Regions from separate parts of the Homo sapiens genome. Here region 1 is linked to region 2. The links are chromatin loops, found by intact Hi-C in ENCODE. Cell type or tissue: mammary epithelial cell. All regions are shown on one strand. Links, peaks and the distances in the headings refer to the core of each region. The heading gives the core; the rest is flanking DNA.

Region 1 (7,738 bases), core at 1,678-6,677, 53 kb before region 2:
TTATTCCGCTTATCAGCTGTTAACTAAGTTTCAGCAAAGGAGAAAATTCTATAGCAAACAGCATAACACTCAGGAAAATAACTCTATAATCTGGAGGTGATGGTAATATAAAATATTTTAGGCATACTTTCAGGTTAGAGTTTCTAATCATCATCATCTATCACTTACTGAGTGCTTACTGTATGTCAGAGATTGTGTTAAGCCTTAATATGTACCATTTCATTTAATCCTCACTACAACCTTCCAAGGTAGATACTACTGATATTCCCTGGTCACAAAGGAAATCTCTGAGGTCCCACGACATTAATTAGTTTGTCCAGGATCAATGTTTATAAATATCATAGCTGGTATGTGAACTCAAGTCTATCTGGCTCCAAAACAAAAATTAGTACCTTTCCAGGATTCTTAACCTTATAATGGCTATGATAGGAAATAGCACATATGCTAATTAAAGTAAAAAAAAAAGTTAAGTCCTAAATCGGGGGTTGGAAAACTTTTCTTTTAAAGAACCAGATAATAAATACTTGAGGCTCTGCAGGCCGAGCTATGAAAGTACTCCACTCTGCTGCTGCACTGCCAAAGTAGCCACAGACCCAAGAATGAACGACTGTGTTCCTACAAAACTTTACTGAAGGACACTGACATTTGCGTTTTATATCATTCTCATGACATGAAATTTTATCCTTCTTTGGATTGTTTTCAACCATTTAAAAATATAAAAATCATTCTTAGCCATGGGCCAGATATGGCCTGCAGGCTACAGTTTGCCCATCCCTTCCCTAAATAATGCAGACAAATTTAAAATATTTTTTACTAAACAGTTCTTACAAATCATTAACTTGTAACCTCCTTTGGTATTGTGAACTGATACTTTAAAGAAGTTCAAAGTCTTGTCCAGCCTTGGCACAGGCCAGTAGTCCCAGCTGCTCAGGAGGGCAACGCAGGAAGATCGCTTCAGCCCAGAATTTGGAGGCCAGCCTGTGCAACATAGCATGACCCTGACTCTATTAAATTTTAAAAAGCAGCAGCAGCAGTAGCTCACAGTCTCAATAAATTTGATCTGTCTCCAAGTAATTGAAAATTCCAGAGAGTTCAAAATTGCAAGTACTACCGGTGGATTTTCTAAATAAGACAGAGCACAGAATTTTGGAACTAGAAGAAATCTAACACGTTCTCATTCCTTATCTGTTTTTGTTGTTGTTGTTGTTGTTTTGAGACAGGATCTCACTCTGTTGACCAGGCTCAAGGGCAGTGGCACAATGATAGCTCACTGTAACCCCTAATTCCTGGGCTCAAGTGATCCTTCCATCTCAACCTCCCGAGTAGCCAGGACTACAGGTGTGTGCCACTACACTCAGCTAATGGTTTTTATTTGATTTTCTGTAAAGACTGGGCCTCTCTATGCTGCCCAGACTGGTCTCAAACTCCTGGCCTCAAGGGATCCTCCCACCTCTGCCTGCCAAAGCATTTGATTAGAGGTGTAAGCCACCCTGCCCAGCCTTTATATGCATGTTTTTTAAATTTCTGTTACAACATTTAAAAGAGTTTGCTAGGCCAATTTACCAGGTAACATAGGTTAGTAACTAAGTTTATACGTAATGACAATACTTTACATATTTAAAAACAGTTCTGCAGAGCATTTTCATATCCTTTCTATCATCTGATCCTTCACAGCTCTGTAAGAAAAACAATGCAAGCCTTCTGATCCCTATTTTATAAAATGCAAACAAGCTCAGAAATGTAAATAACTTGTCCAAGGAAGGTACGCTGTCACACAGCTACTATGGGGCAGAACTGCAACCACAACCTAACTTCAAGTCCTTGCTGCCTCCTGACTACTTCCATGGACATTGGACTTCACAATCATGGGTTAAATCCGAAAAATTCTCAAGAATATTAGTCTTACTCTTTAAAAGTTCAACTATGTTAAGTTCCTTTTTGTTTCATTCTTCTGCTACCACAGCCTTATGAAGAAAACAGATGCCTAGTCCTTAACATTTATTACATGCGTCTACGATCAACATACAGTGTGCAGATAATATACTCAGGTCAGCTTGGGAAGGAAAACACTTGAATAAGTCAAGAGAGAACAAGCAACAATAAAAACATCGTTTATATAGCACCGAGAGAGAGAGAAAGTAGAGATGAATGTATTGCCATTAGTGTCGCAGGCCAACTTCAGAAAAGCTTTTGGTGACTGGAAAATGATACGGAGGTTAGGAAATGAACACAGAAGGAACATAACTACTGGAATTCAAACCAACATCAAAGGCTCTAAAGAAGACAGTTGAGCCTGTCTTGCTGGTTCTTAGTCTCTCCCTAGAAAACAAAACAGTTACATAACTGGAGAAGGTTCTTCCAACTAACATTTCCTCTCTGTCCCACTTATGTTTTTCTCCCCCACTACTTCACCCTGTCACCCACCTCAATGTGAACGATCATACAGTAAACTGGGCTTCCACCTTAGCTGTGTCCAGACAAGTCTCTGTCCAAAGTGCTGCTTTATACACGGACTGCTATAGGGACCACGGTACGAAGATAACTGGCTTAAACACAATTCCAACCTGACATTTCCATAGAGACACCTGCTCTATGAAGCATCACCATATATCCAATTCCAAGAATGACTCAGACTCCAGACATTCCTGAAAATGGAAATCACAACATCCTAATGCCTCATCTTCACAAACAGCCCCATTAAAAAGAAAACACAACATTGAGTACTTGAAAAACTTTGAGGTCATGTTGTAGTAGTAATTAAAGCTTCTCTTTCCTTCACACTCAAGTCCAAGGAACAAATATCGATTCTCAGTTAGACTTCAATGTATCCAATAAGGAAGGATATATTGAGTCACAACCATAAATACTCAAAAATATTACAACAAATCCAGTCACTGATTCAAACTAGCAAACTGTGGAGACTCTTAAGAGCCACCGCACTCCAGCACCATTTGCTTTTTCTTCTTCCAATAGAAATACAAACATAGACAATGTTTACAAAAGCAACCAATGTATCAGAAAAGTTATCCCCATTCAGACTGACTTAAAAGGTCTAAATCTGTGCCAAATAAAACTCTGAAAGAATAGAAAATAAAAGAGATGCTGACAACAATGCTATGGCCCAGCTGCCAGCTAGCCATGTAGCATCACGCAGTGCCCCAAGCATTTTAAAGACAGATTGTAACTCTGCATTCAGATCAAAATTATAATTATCCAAATTCTATTTCCTAAAAGATGACTATTAAACTGCATCCCAAGCATTCTGCTTGGGTCTCCTCCTTCCTTCCATCTTCAAGTTTCACAAACAGAAGGTGAAGCTACAAAAGGTCCAAGGTAGACTAAAGCTAAGAAACCAAGTCTGATTTTCTCTCCCTACCGTTTCTTGTGTACTGCTTAAGAAAATCTTTAACATAAATATTTGATAAAGTCAAAAAACGGGAAACCAAGGTACAGGGGTGGCGAGGAAGCGAGGGGGAAAAAAGGCACTAATGCACCACCGTCGTCCAACATGCAGCGGCAACTTCAGTCAATCGGAAAGACGAGGGGGGAACTCCACGGGAGCCTAAGGGAGCAGAGACCTCTGGCCCCGCGGGGCCCACGCACACCTGGGGGCGGGACCCGCGATGTCGCCCGCGGGCAGCGGAGGGAAACGCTCCCGCGGCTCCTCCGGGAGCGCCGGTGTCCCTGGAGCCCCCACTCGGCCGCTCCCAGGAGTCGCGGCTGCCGCCCGCCTTGGGCCCGGGGCGGAGAGCGCTGCGGCAGGCCAGAACGCCGTCCGAACGCCCGGCTCGCGGAGGCCGCGGGGAGCGCGGGGCGCGGGCGCGGGAGGCGGTGGGCCCGCAGCGCCGTCCGCCCCGGGAGGCCGGGGAGATGGGGCCGGGGGCGGGGGGACAACCGAGAGGCTCCTCCGGGAGCATGCGATCCGGAACCCTCACTCTAAAAAGAATATTTTAAGAAGGAAAGAGAGGCCCCCCGCAGCCTTCCCCGCGGGGCCTGCCCACGTCACCGGCGCCCCCGGCCCTCCCGCGCGCCCGCCTTACCGAGCCCCGCGGCCCCGCCGCGCCGCCGCGGCGTCCCTGCGCCCCGCTGGCCGCTCCGTGTCTGCCCTCCGCGGGCCGGGCCCGACGCCCTCCGCCCGCCGCCGCCGCCGCCGAGCGCCGCCCGCGCCGCCGAGCCTAGCGCCTGGCCGCCGAGGGCAGCCGCGGGGGCTCGGCCGGGCGTCCCCCGCGCCAGCGCCTCATCCCGCCTCGCGCCCCGTCAGGCTCGGGGGCGGGGGCGCCGGGCCGCGGCCTCCAAGTCCCCACCTCCGGCACGCACCGCGCTCGCCCTCCCGCGGCGGAGTCGGCCCCCGGGGACGCGGGTCCTCGGGCTCCAGAGCCTCTCACCCTGACGCCTTCGGGCCGCCCCCGCAGCGCCCCCGCCCAGCTGGCCGGCGCGTGCCCCCGCCGGAGCCCGCCGCCCGCCCAGCCTCCGCCTCCTCCGCTCCGCCTCCTCCTGCACCCGCGACGCCCGCAGCGGGGAGAAGAGGCGCGCCGCCGCGGCCGCGGGCACGAGCACGCGCGAGGAGGGCGGGCGGCGGGCGGAGCGCGCGCGCGGCCGAGGGGGCGGGGGCGCGCCGAAGCCTCGCCTGCTGTTGTCCCGGGAGCGCACGTGCGCTGCGGTGGGGCGCCGAGGGGCGTTCGGCGGGTGCCCCTAGGGGACTGGGGGACAGGGAACGCGAAGTGGGTAGAGACGCTGCCTGAGAGGTCCCGACGTAGGCTGTTGCCTCGGCCCCGGCATTGTGCTGCGGTGCAAAAATAAAAAACCGGCCGCCGCCGCAGCAGCAGCAGTAGCACCGGGAAGAGGCATCCTCCGAGACTACGGCAGTGGCTCCTCTCTACTCCCAGCTGACCCCCAGAACACTGTCACCGCGCCGCGGAGGAGAGGGGGCTTTGCCTCAAGTCAGGAAGATCCTCGCCTCTCCATCCCTTGCACATTTGGGTCTAGAATGGACGCGCCCCGGTTATTATTTGGAATCCGGGGGCCTAAAAGTTCCTTCAGTTGGCTTCTTCATTCAGAGTTATGGACCAGAAAATTGAAAGTGGCATGGCAGGGGAGAGAAAGGACAAGAAAGGGTGAAAGAGTGGCCAAACTGAAGGTGCGTGGCTAGACTGAAAAGAGGTTTTGGAGACAAGGGAAGGAGCTCCCTGGGAACCCCCTGCCTGTGGATGGCACTGCCCTTGGTGCTTCCCCTGTTCCTTTTGTTCAGCCCCCAAAGGCGGTGCAGCACTTCCACCTGCAACGACCATCTGTGTCACAGAATACAGGAAAGATATCTTGACATTCTACCGCGTTCTATTTTCATTTTTTTCTTTCAAGCGTGTACCTTTCACTTCTGACTCAGTTTGGTATCTAAATAAATGTTGGGGGTGATTAACCTACAGAATTCACTCTTATTCTCAAGTCTACCGATGCCAAATACTGCATCATCTAATGTCACTGCAGTAATTTGGGTCCACTCAGCATTTAGTCATTTCAGTGGGAGTCACTGAATATAAAACGTGGCCTTGACCGCGATTAGCAGAATGTCAAGGGCATACGTGAAGCAGGATTTCACCACATCCTGGAGAGAAATTAGAGAGTGAACATGCACAATAATCCCACTCTTCCAGCTTCAGTGTAATCAAAGTTGCTTTAAAGAACAAGTACTAGGGAAGGGATGGAATGAGAAGATTTGCCTAGAAGCACAAACTAGGATGGGAAAATTTGAAAGAAGCCAACTTGAAATAAATGCATGGCAGCCCTCTGCTGGAAATAGTCAGGTGCACCTGAGATTCATAAGGGTCTTCATGGATACCTCCTAAGTGCTACAGAAACAGCAAGGTAAAGAACAAAAACTAGAGACCTTCGACTTCAGCATAATAAGGCCATAGTTTAAAACTCTTCTTTCACCAAACTGCAGCAATTCCCTGGGGTTCATCTTTGGGCCACAGAGAGCCATCTCTGCCAGAGAGGGACAGGTATGGATTAGGTAGCTTTTGTTGTTCTAGGGGTTTGTTGAGCATTAAACACAAACATCCTGTGATAGCAAGAGGAAGTCGTGTGGGACAGAAAACCAAGTCACTATGAGAAGCAAGTTTTGCCCAAGGCCCCAGTCTCTTGGCTACTCGATGACAATATGCATTCTTTTCAGAAATCCTTCACATCCCACAGTTTCACCACCGCACCCTGAAAGTCAGCCACAGCAGCTGAATGGATGTTAAATGGTTTATGGTTAAGTGGTGGAGGTACATAATATATAAAAGAGCTAGGATTATGCATACATTGGATGACACAGATATTTTACTTTAGAGCCTCTAAACATTTTGGTAACTTTCTCTCCTTATATGTAGTATATCTAGTTTATAGAAGAGAACAAAGGGATGCCATGTGTGTTTTCCAAAGATTAGAGGTGTTTGAGCAAGTTCAAGGGTGCTGGTGATGCTCCTTAACCTCATTCTGAGCCAGCACTCCCTCTCCTTGGGCCACACTGTCCAAATGTCCTGTGTCCTAGTTATTATTGCCAAACCTGCATATGAACTGGAAGTTGTGATTGCTGGGTAACTCTGCAGCCATCTGCCCTTGGCGTTTCAGATGTTTGTAATCAATTACCTCTGTCCTAATAACACCCTTAATGATTAAATACATAAATCACAAAAAATTGCAACATTCCTTATACAAGAAAAAGTCTGTCCAATGTTAAATAACTGAATGTGTAGCTTATGTATGGTTTGATTCAATATGTACAAGGTGAGGGGTAGGAGGGGAGGGGAAAAAACAAATTCCCCCTCTTGCCGAAGCTATTGGAGACCTCAGGCTGGCCTCCTTTCTCAGTCTTGGCACTGCTGTCTGCCAGGAGGTAGCATCTGGGTTCACTCCTGGCATCTCAGATCTGTTGCATTGCAGTCCCCTCTAGACGCTGAAGCAGCGTCACGGTGCAGACAAGTAGGGCCAGTGACGAGGGCAGCCACACAGAGGACTGCAATACGTACCTAACCTTGAGTTTGAAAGATGGCCTGGGAATTGAGCAAGGGAGAGAGAAGAAGCTTATTTGCATCCCCAAATTGAGAATGCTCAACAGCTGTATTGAGAAAAGTTGCTGAAAGTAGGCCAGGTTTCATAGAGAATTTTAACACAGAATTTTCCCAAAGCGACAATTGACATTGTCTTGCTTATTTATTCTTTCCTGGCCAAAGCGCCAGCTGCATATTGTGTCCCTATTAAAAAGAGATGTCAAAAAAAGATGTGTTGTCTGTCTGTAGCATACTCCTTGCTAATATTGACGCTCGTGAAACAGCCCCTGTAAACATGGAATCCATGCCCACTACCATGGGCAACATTTTAAGGAACACCAGTACTGCTGTTCACTGAGATGTTATTAATCCCTGATGCATTCATTGAAATGATAAACTTTCCATCTTCTCTCCTTTCCCTATCACATTTTCATCATGAACCTCTATCATAGTAATTCAGAACTTTGTGTTATTCTCCTATGAAATTTTTTTTTTCAGTCTTTAAACCTTAACACCAACTCCACCTATTGACATGTCCACTTTTGAATGGGGTCCTTGGCCTCCTCTGTGATTCTATCTGCTGCCTGCCCCAGGGCTCTGACCGTGGGCCCCTCCTGTTCTCTTTCTACACTGCCACCCTAGGCAGCATCCTCCAGCAAGGCTTTAAGTAGCCTCTACTTTTAACCCTGGCCCCTCCCCAGCACTCC
Region 2 (7,738 bases), core at 853-5,852:
TAGAATCAGGCTGCCATGGCTGGAGGAGATATCTTGCAGATCATGGAGTTCAACCCTTATTTTATGCAGATGAAAGAGCCAGAGAAGCTGCTGATTTGCTTTGCTTGCAGTCACACAGTTAGTTGCTAGCCAAGTGTTAATCCCTTAGAGAATGTTCTACTCCTAGTTCTTGGACTTCCGGTGTTTAAGTTCAGGTAATTTGTCTTCCACGCTAGAAGACAGTCCTCCATCTCTCCTCCAGAGCTCCAGTGTGGCCTTCTCTAATTTTCACAGATGTACACACCTTGGCTGAATCATGGCTCTGCCTCTTCTGTGAGAAATGTGAAGGCCACAAGGAGCCCAGAGGTAGGGCCTATTTCTTTTTCTTTTCCTTTTTTTTGAGACAGAGTCTCACTCTGTAGTCCAGGCTAGAGTACAGTGGTGCGATCTCGGCTCATTGCAACCTCCACCTCCCAGGTTCTCCTGCCTCAGCCCTTCAAGTAGCTGGGACTACAGGGGTGAGCCACCATGCCCAGCTAATTTTTGTATTTTTCGTAGAGATGGGGTTTCACCATATCGGCCAGGCTGGTCTTGAACTCCTGACCTCAAGTCATCCACTCACCTTGGCCTCCCAAAGTGCTGGGATTACAGGTGTGAGCCACTGGTAGGGCCTATTTCCAACTGGAGGGGAGGACTGGTGAGGAGGACTCTCAAGAGAAAAAGCCAAGATGAGTGTATTGAGTAGCCTGGTTTGTATCTGGGTGTGCTTTATGTCTCTGGCTATTCTCTTGGTACCTCTATCTGCTGTACACAGCGGGAGAGGAGAGAGCAGGAAGAGGGTAGAATAAGACCCCTGTGTTTTTCATTTTGTTCCTTGGATGACTGGTAGCGAATGTAGTACTGGTCCCATTACTCATCGGTGTTCTCGGCAGAAGGGGCCTTTGGGAATATTGTCCTACCTTTAATCTCCTTGGCATGTTCAGAAATAATACGCTGCTAGCCTCTGACAAGAAAGCATGCAGCCCTGAGTGATCACTGAAGGCTCTTCCTTACTGAGGCCAGGTCTGGGTTGGTTACACTGTGTCAGCCTAAACAGTGAAGCTTAGTATGGTGGCTGCTGGAGTCCTGCTAAGTGAATAAATTAGACTTAGGAAGAATAATTGCATAGGCCTGGTTGGGTAGCATTGCCGTCTGGCTCTATTTATCATCATAGAAAAGTATACCATATGCTATGGAGGTAGTGAAAAGAGCAGACAGCTCTTTCTGGAATGTTGGGAAGGTTTTATGGAGGTGGTGACATTTGAGTTGAGCCTTGGTATAGCAGCTTGTCCTGCGGAAATAGGGCAGGGGTGAGTGCAGAAGTGGAAAATCCATGCAGAGAATAGCCACATAGACAAGGACTCAAAAGAGAGAATGGAGTAGACTCTCTGCTTGCAGTTTTCTTTCAAAGATGGAATAAAAGAAAAATGACCAACTTGCTTGGAGAAAATACATTTTTATGATGCTTTGTTCTGATACTATCCTTAAGCACTAAGTGCATGGGCATGTGTGGAAGGTGGTCTTCGTAAGTCGATGAAAGCTGTTTTTACAGATTAAAGAGTGTATAGAAACATGTATGTGCATATACATGCTGACATCCATGCAAGGAGACAATTGTCCTTTGTGGCTGGCTTGGAAATCATCCTGCTCTTGGTCTTGCAAAATTCAGCCTTGTATTGATTGTAGTGATCACAGATTTTTAGACCACAGAGATGACATAATCCAACAGCCTTGTTTTTATAGCCAATAAGCCTGAGGCCCAGTGAATGACTTGCCTAACGTTAGTATTTCACCCACCTAGTAAGTGGGGGAACCAAGACAAGAATTTGGGTGCTCCTATGGACTGAGTTATGTCCCTCCGAAATTTAGTGTTGAACTCCCGAGCCCCAGTATCTCAGAATGTGACTCTATTTGGAAATAGGGTTTTATAAAAATAATTAAGTTAAAATAAGGTCATTACGGTGGACCCCAATCTTACCTGACTGATGTCATTATAGGAAGAGGAGATTGGTTACAGACAAGCACAGAAGGAAGACCACACGAAGACACAGAATGGAGGCTCTCTCTATGCTACACAGAGAAGTCTCAGAAGAAACCAATCTTGCTGGCACCTTGATCTCAGGCTTCCAGCCTCCAGAATTGTGAGAAAATAAAGTTCTGTTGTTTGTCACCCCATCTGTGGTAGGTTGTTATGGCAGCCTGAGGAAACTAATACAGGTGTCCTAATGGAAAGGCCCATGCTCTCATAGCTGCTTGGCAGCCTCCAGGGTGAGTAAGATGTGGCTGGAACGCAAGCACGCATTGTCTGCAAGTCCTCAGCTGCTGAGGGAAGGCTGGACCTTGTGCTTGGCTGCAGGGTGTGGCCTCTGACACGGAAGCACTTTTCCAGCCCTGGGTGACTCTTGGAGTGAGTATTATCACAGACCATGTCTGCACAATTTACATCCACCAATGAATTAACTTCTATTTACAAGACTTGAAGAAATGCACCAAGGTCGGCTGAATGAAAACTCAACGTCAGTAGCATTTTGTAATTGATGATGATGATGATGAATTAATTTGTGTACAATGACTATCAATACCTATTATCAATATCCATTACTTTTTTGTTTGTTTATTTGTTTTTTTGGGTTTTCTTGTTTTGTTTTGTTTTTTTTTTTTTGCATGTCTGAACTCTCTATCTTGGTTGTAGCCTCATTGTGGACAAGGAGTACAATAACATACTCAATTTTGCATCCTTTGCTGTTAATTAAAAAAAAATCCTCATTCGATAATGAGAAGAAAAATTATCAGCAATTATCTTAACAAGCAGCTCCCCGGCTCTGGCATGAGCACAAGGTCATCTAATTGGTGCCCATTGGAGACGCTCCGTCAGACTCCCCGTTGACATACTGCCATCTGGTGGAGCTGGGCGGGCGGATCAGCTTTCACAGTCTGATGTTGCCTGTGTCTCGACATATGTTTGTTCCCGGTTCCTGCTGATTTTCCTGACAGCTGTCCAAATCCAGGGGCGAGCACCATGCAGGCCCAGGCCTTGGCAGAATACTGAAGGAGGCAAACATTTGCTTCGGTGTTCTGCTGCTTTCCCTATCAGCGATACTCACAGCCTGGTGTGCTTCCTCTTCTGGATGAAATCTTGAATTCTGTTCCACAAATTAACACCTCTTTCCCTGCCCCAAATTTATTTTATTTGCATAGACCTCACAGTTTATACATTGCTTCTGAAACTCCTCTCCCATTTGATAGTCAAACAACTTTTCGAGTGTGCTGGACTAGAATATTAACCTCCTTCAACAAAAATTTATTGAATATTGATTGTACTCAGACTGGGAACTACGGTTACAAAGACAGAAAGACCAGGGCCAACTTAATTCATGGTTACAGAAGGCCCAGTACCCGAAGCCCACAATATTTTTAGAATCCCATGAAGATGTTTTAATTTCTTTTAAAATATAAGAAAACATGAAATTTTAGGTGCAAGAAAAATGAGTATCTTTATGCCAATGCAAATTTTTAACACAATTTTAGTATTTTTAAATTATAACATTTAATATTTTTATGGAGGAAGAAGTCCATGAAGGCAAAATTCTCCAGGACCCACAAAAATTGTAACGCCGTCTTGGGAAAGGCAGGAATAAAATTAGATAATCATGCATATAAAAGCTGCTGCTGGCCAGGCATGGTGGCTCATGCCTGTAATCCGAGCACTTTGGGAGGCTGAGGCAGGCAGATTGCTTGGGTTCAGGAGCTCAAGACCAGCCTGGGCAACTTAGTGAAACCCTGTCTCTCTCTCCATATATATATAATTTTATATATAAATATAAATATATATGTTATATATATATGTCTGAATATTTAGCTAGGTGTGGTGGTGTGGGCCTGTAGTCCCAGCTACTTGGGAGGCTGAGGCAGGCAGATCGCTTGAGTCCAGAAGTTCAAGGCCAGCGTGGGCAATTTGGCAAAAACCCCATCTATATTTGTAGAGATATATATAAATATATATATATATATTTAGCCAGGTATGGTGGCATGGGCCTGTCATCCCAGCTACTTGGGAGGTTGAGGTGGGAGGATCTCTTGCGCCCAGGAGGTCAAGGCTGCAGAGAGCCACGATCCTGCCACTGAACTCCAGCCTGGACAACAGAGCAAGACTCCATATCAACAAACAAACAAACAAACAAACAAACAACAAACAGTAATGTGGGACCATGGAGTGGGAGGAGTTTTAGTTTGTCTCTAAGTAGAGTTGAAATATGTTTGATTGAACACATCAGGAAAGACAGAAAGTAATTGTGTTGGAGCTTAGGAAACTGCTGGAAGGGAACAGGAGCTATGGCCAGTCCTGGGGTTCAGAGGTGCTGGGAATATCTGGTAAATGGTTGTAAAGCCTGTCAGAGATTCATTCCTCCAGGGATAGTATGAAGGGAGTTAGAAGGAGTTTCCTGGAAGAGAAATTATCCTAAGGAAGAAGAAAACAGGCCAGGTGTAGTGTCTCACACCTGTAATCCCAGCATTTTGGGAGGCCAAGGTGGGTGGATCACTTGAGGCCAGGAGTTTGAGACCAGCCTGACCAATACTGTGAAATACCATCTATACTAAAAATACAAAAATTAGCCAGGAGTGGTGGTACACTCATGTAGTCCCAGCTACTCGGGAGGCTGAGGCACCAGAATCACTTGAACCCAGGAGGGGGAGGTTGCAGTGAGCCGAGATTGTGCCCCTGCACTCCAGCCTGGGTGACGGAGTGAGATCCCATCTCAAAAAAAAAAAAAAAAAAAAAAAAAGGCAAGAAAAGAAAAGAAAACAGCCACAGGCTTCACCCTATAAGAAAGCCCTACTCACCCTCCTAATGGGACAAGTAATGTACAGGATGCCTGTCACTTGAATTTATTGCCTGCCTAGTTCTATGAAGAGCCTTAAAGTACCCAGTTAAAGTGGACTTATTTGTGAGTACTTATGAGACCCTCTTTGAACTCTCAGAGGCACTTCCCACAGTGGGGACCTTGTCAGCAGGGCTGTCATCCTAGTGGTGCAAAGTGGCATCTCACTGTGGTTTTAATTCCCAAATGACTAATGATGTTGAGCATCTTTTCATGTGGCTACCTCTCATTTCTGTAACTTCTTTGAAGAAATGTCTATTTAGAATCTTTGCCTACTTTTTAATCTAATTATCTTTTTATTATTGAGTGGTAAGAGTTCTTTATATATTCTGGATACAAGTTCTTTACATTATTTGCAAATATTTTCTTTCAGTCTTTCGGTAAAAGCTTTTAATTTTGATGAAGTTCATTTTATTTTTTTTTCTTTTATTGCCCATGCTCATAGTCTCATAGCTAAGAATCTTTTGCCAAAGCCAAGGTATTATGGTTTGAATGTGTCCCCCAAAGTTCATGTGTGGAAACTTAATCCCCAATGCCACAGTTGAGAGGTGGGCTTTTTTTTTTTTTTTGAGATGGGGCCTAGTATAGGCATTTCAGCTTTCTTATGGTTGTTGTTTGCATGATATATCTCTTTTCTATTCTTTTACTTTTAATCTCTTCATCTCTTTGGAATTAAGGCATGGCTCCTGTAGACAGCATATAGTTGAATCATATTCATCTATCCAGTCTGAAAATCTCTATCTTTTTATTGATTTGTATTTATTTATTTATTTTAATTTTACTTTACGTTCTGGGATACATGTGCAGAACATGCAGGTTTTTACATAGGTATACATATGCCACAGTGGTTTGCTGCACCTATCAACCTGTCATCTAGGTTTTAAGCCCTGCATGCATTAGGTATTGTCCTAATGCTCTCCCTCCCCTGACCCCACCCCTGGACAGGCCCTGGTGTGTGATGTTCCATTCCCTGTGTCCATGTGTTCTCATTGTTCAGCTCCTATTTATGAGTGAGAACATGCAGTGTTTGGTTCTCTGTTCCTGTGTTAGTTTGCTGAGGATGATGGTTTCCAGCTTCATCCATGTGCCTGCAAAGGACATGAACTCATCCTTTTTTATGGCTGCATAGTATTCCATGGTGTATAATGGGATTGCTGGATCAAATGGTATTTCTGGTTCTAGATCCTTGAGGAATCACCACACTGTCTTCCACAATGGTTGAACTAATTTACACTCCCACCAACAGTGTAAAAGCATTCCTATTTCTCCACATCCTCTCCAGCATCTGTTATTTCCTGGCATTTTAATGATCACCATTCTAACTGGCGTGATATGGTATCTCATTTTGGTTTTGGTTTGCATTTCTCTAATGACCTATGATGATGAGCTTCTTTTCATATGTTTGTTGGTGAAAATCTCTATCTTTTGATTGGATTACTTAATCTATTGATACTTAATGTTATGATTAATATAGTTGGATTTATATTTGCCATTTACTTTTGTTTTCTATATATGTCATGCCTTCTTTCCCCTTTATTCTTACTTACTTTGTTCTTTCTCTTTTTACATTAAGTGAATATTTTCTAATGTATTCCCTAATGATTTATTTAGTAATTTTTTCACTTCATTTTAGGATATAGTAGTTCTCCTTTATCTGCAATTTCACTTTCCATGGTTTCAGTTACCTGCAGTCAACAATGGTCTGAAAATATTAAATGGAAAATTCTAGAAATAAACAATTCATAAGTTTTAAATTGTGTGTGGTTCTGAGTAGCATGGTGAAAACTCATACCATCCTGCTCCGTCCTGCCTGGAATGTGAATCATCCCTTTTTCCAGTGTATCCACATCGTATATGCTATCAGCCCATTAGTGTATAGGAAAAAACTTAGTGTATATAGGGTTCAGTAGTATTGTAGTGTCAAGTATTCACTGGGGGTCTTGGAACATATGCCCTGTGGCTGGGCGTGGTGGCTCACGCCTGTAATCCCAGCACTTTGGGAGGCCAAGGCGGGCAGATCACAGGTCAGGAGATCGAGACCAGCCTGGCCAATATGGTGAAACCCCATCTCTACTAAAAATACAAAAATTAGCTGGGCATGGTGGTGGGCGCCTGTAGTCCCAGCTACTTGGGAGGCTGAGGAAGGAGAATTGCTTGAACCTGGGAGGCAGAGGTTGCAGTGAGCCGAGATCACACCACTGCACTCCAGCCTGGGCAACAGAGCTAGTCTCAAAAAACAAAACAAACAAACAAAAAACAAAAAACATATGCCCTGTGGATAAGGGGGAACTACTCTATTTTTTAGTGGTTGCTCTAGGGTTTAGCATGTACATCTTAACTTATGCAGTGATATATACAATTCCAGTGATATATAGAAATGTGACTGCTATATATCTGTCCATTCCCTCTTTTTTTGTGTTATTATTGATATGCTTATTCTATCTATTAATGTTATAAATGTAGCAATACATTGTTATAATTATTACTTTACCATCTGTGGTCATTTTCTTAGTCTCATACAGTTTTGCTTCCTCCATCACCTTTGTGCTGTAGTTGACAGATATATTACACAGGTTAGGTTGGTGCAGAAGTAATTATGGTTTTTGCTATTAAAGGCAATGGCAAAAACCACAATTACTTTTGCACCAACCAATAGATTTTATATGTTGTAGGCCCAACAATACATTATATATATATATATAATTTTATCCAATTAATTTTTAAATCAGTTAATAGAAGAAAGTAGAAAAAACTATGCACTTAAACTCTCTTATAAACCCATAATTACTAAAAGGAAAAACTGTTTCCACTCAACTCTCGCACAACATTTCTGACATCAG

Evidence for each region. Hi-C counts contacts between places; a loop is a spot of excess contacts. Peaks named below come from ENCODE experiments on the same cell type or tissue, not always from the same donor. Only the 100,000 strongest peaks of a DNase experiment are listed, where the experiment ranks them.
Region 1: it touches region 2 in a loop (4-fold over the local background); 22 of 110 quality-filtered maps call a loop at or near these places.

The regions. Positions count from the first base shown.
Region 1 is chr11:129,275,106-129,282,843 of GRCh38, forward strand. The region is part of intron 1 of LOC399975 (a long non-coding RNA gene); the gene reads right to left. It also overlaps a transcript of ARHGAP32 not described here. Among named protein-coding and RNA genes, the nearest start is that of ARHGAP32, 87 kb to the left of the region's middle. In mammary epithelial cell, for the core only: a CTCF peak has its summit at 3,681; a DNase peak (open chromatin) is centred at 4,526; H3K4me3 peaks cover 2,196 bases.
Region 2 is chr11:129,329,082-129,336,819 of GRCh38, forward strand. It overlaps LOC105369572 (a long non-coding RNA gene), which reads right to left and starts at 2,134. Exons shown (of 3, transcript XR_948175.2): 1 at 1,997-2,134. In mammary epithelial cell, for the core only: CTCF peaks have their summits at 2,916 (motif pointing left) and 5,035; DNase peaks (open chromatin) are centred at 2,300 and 2,920.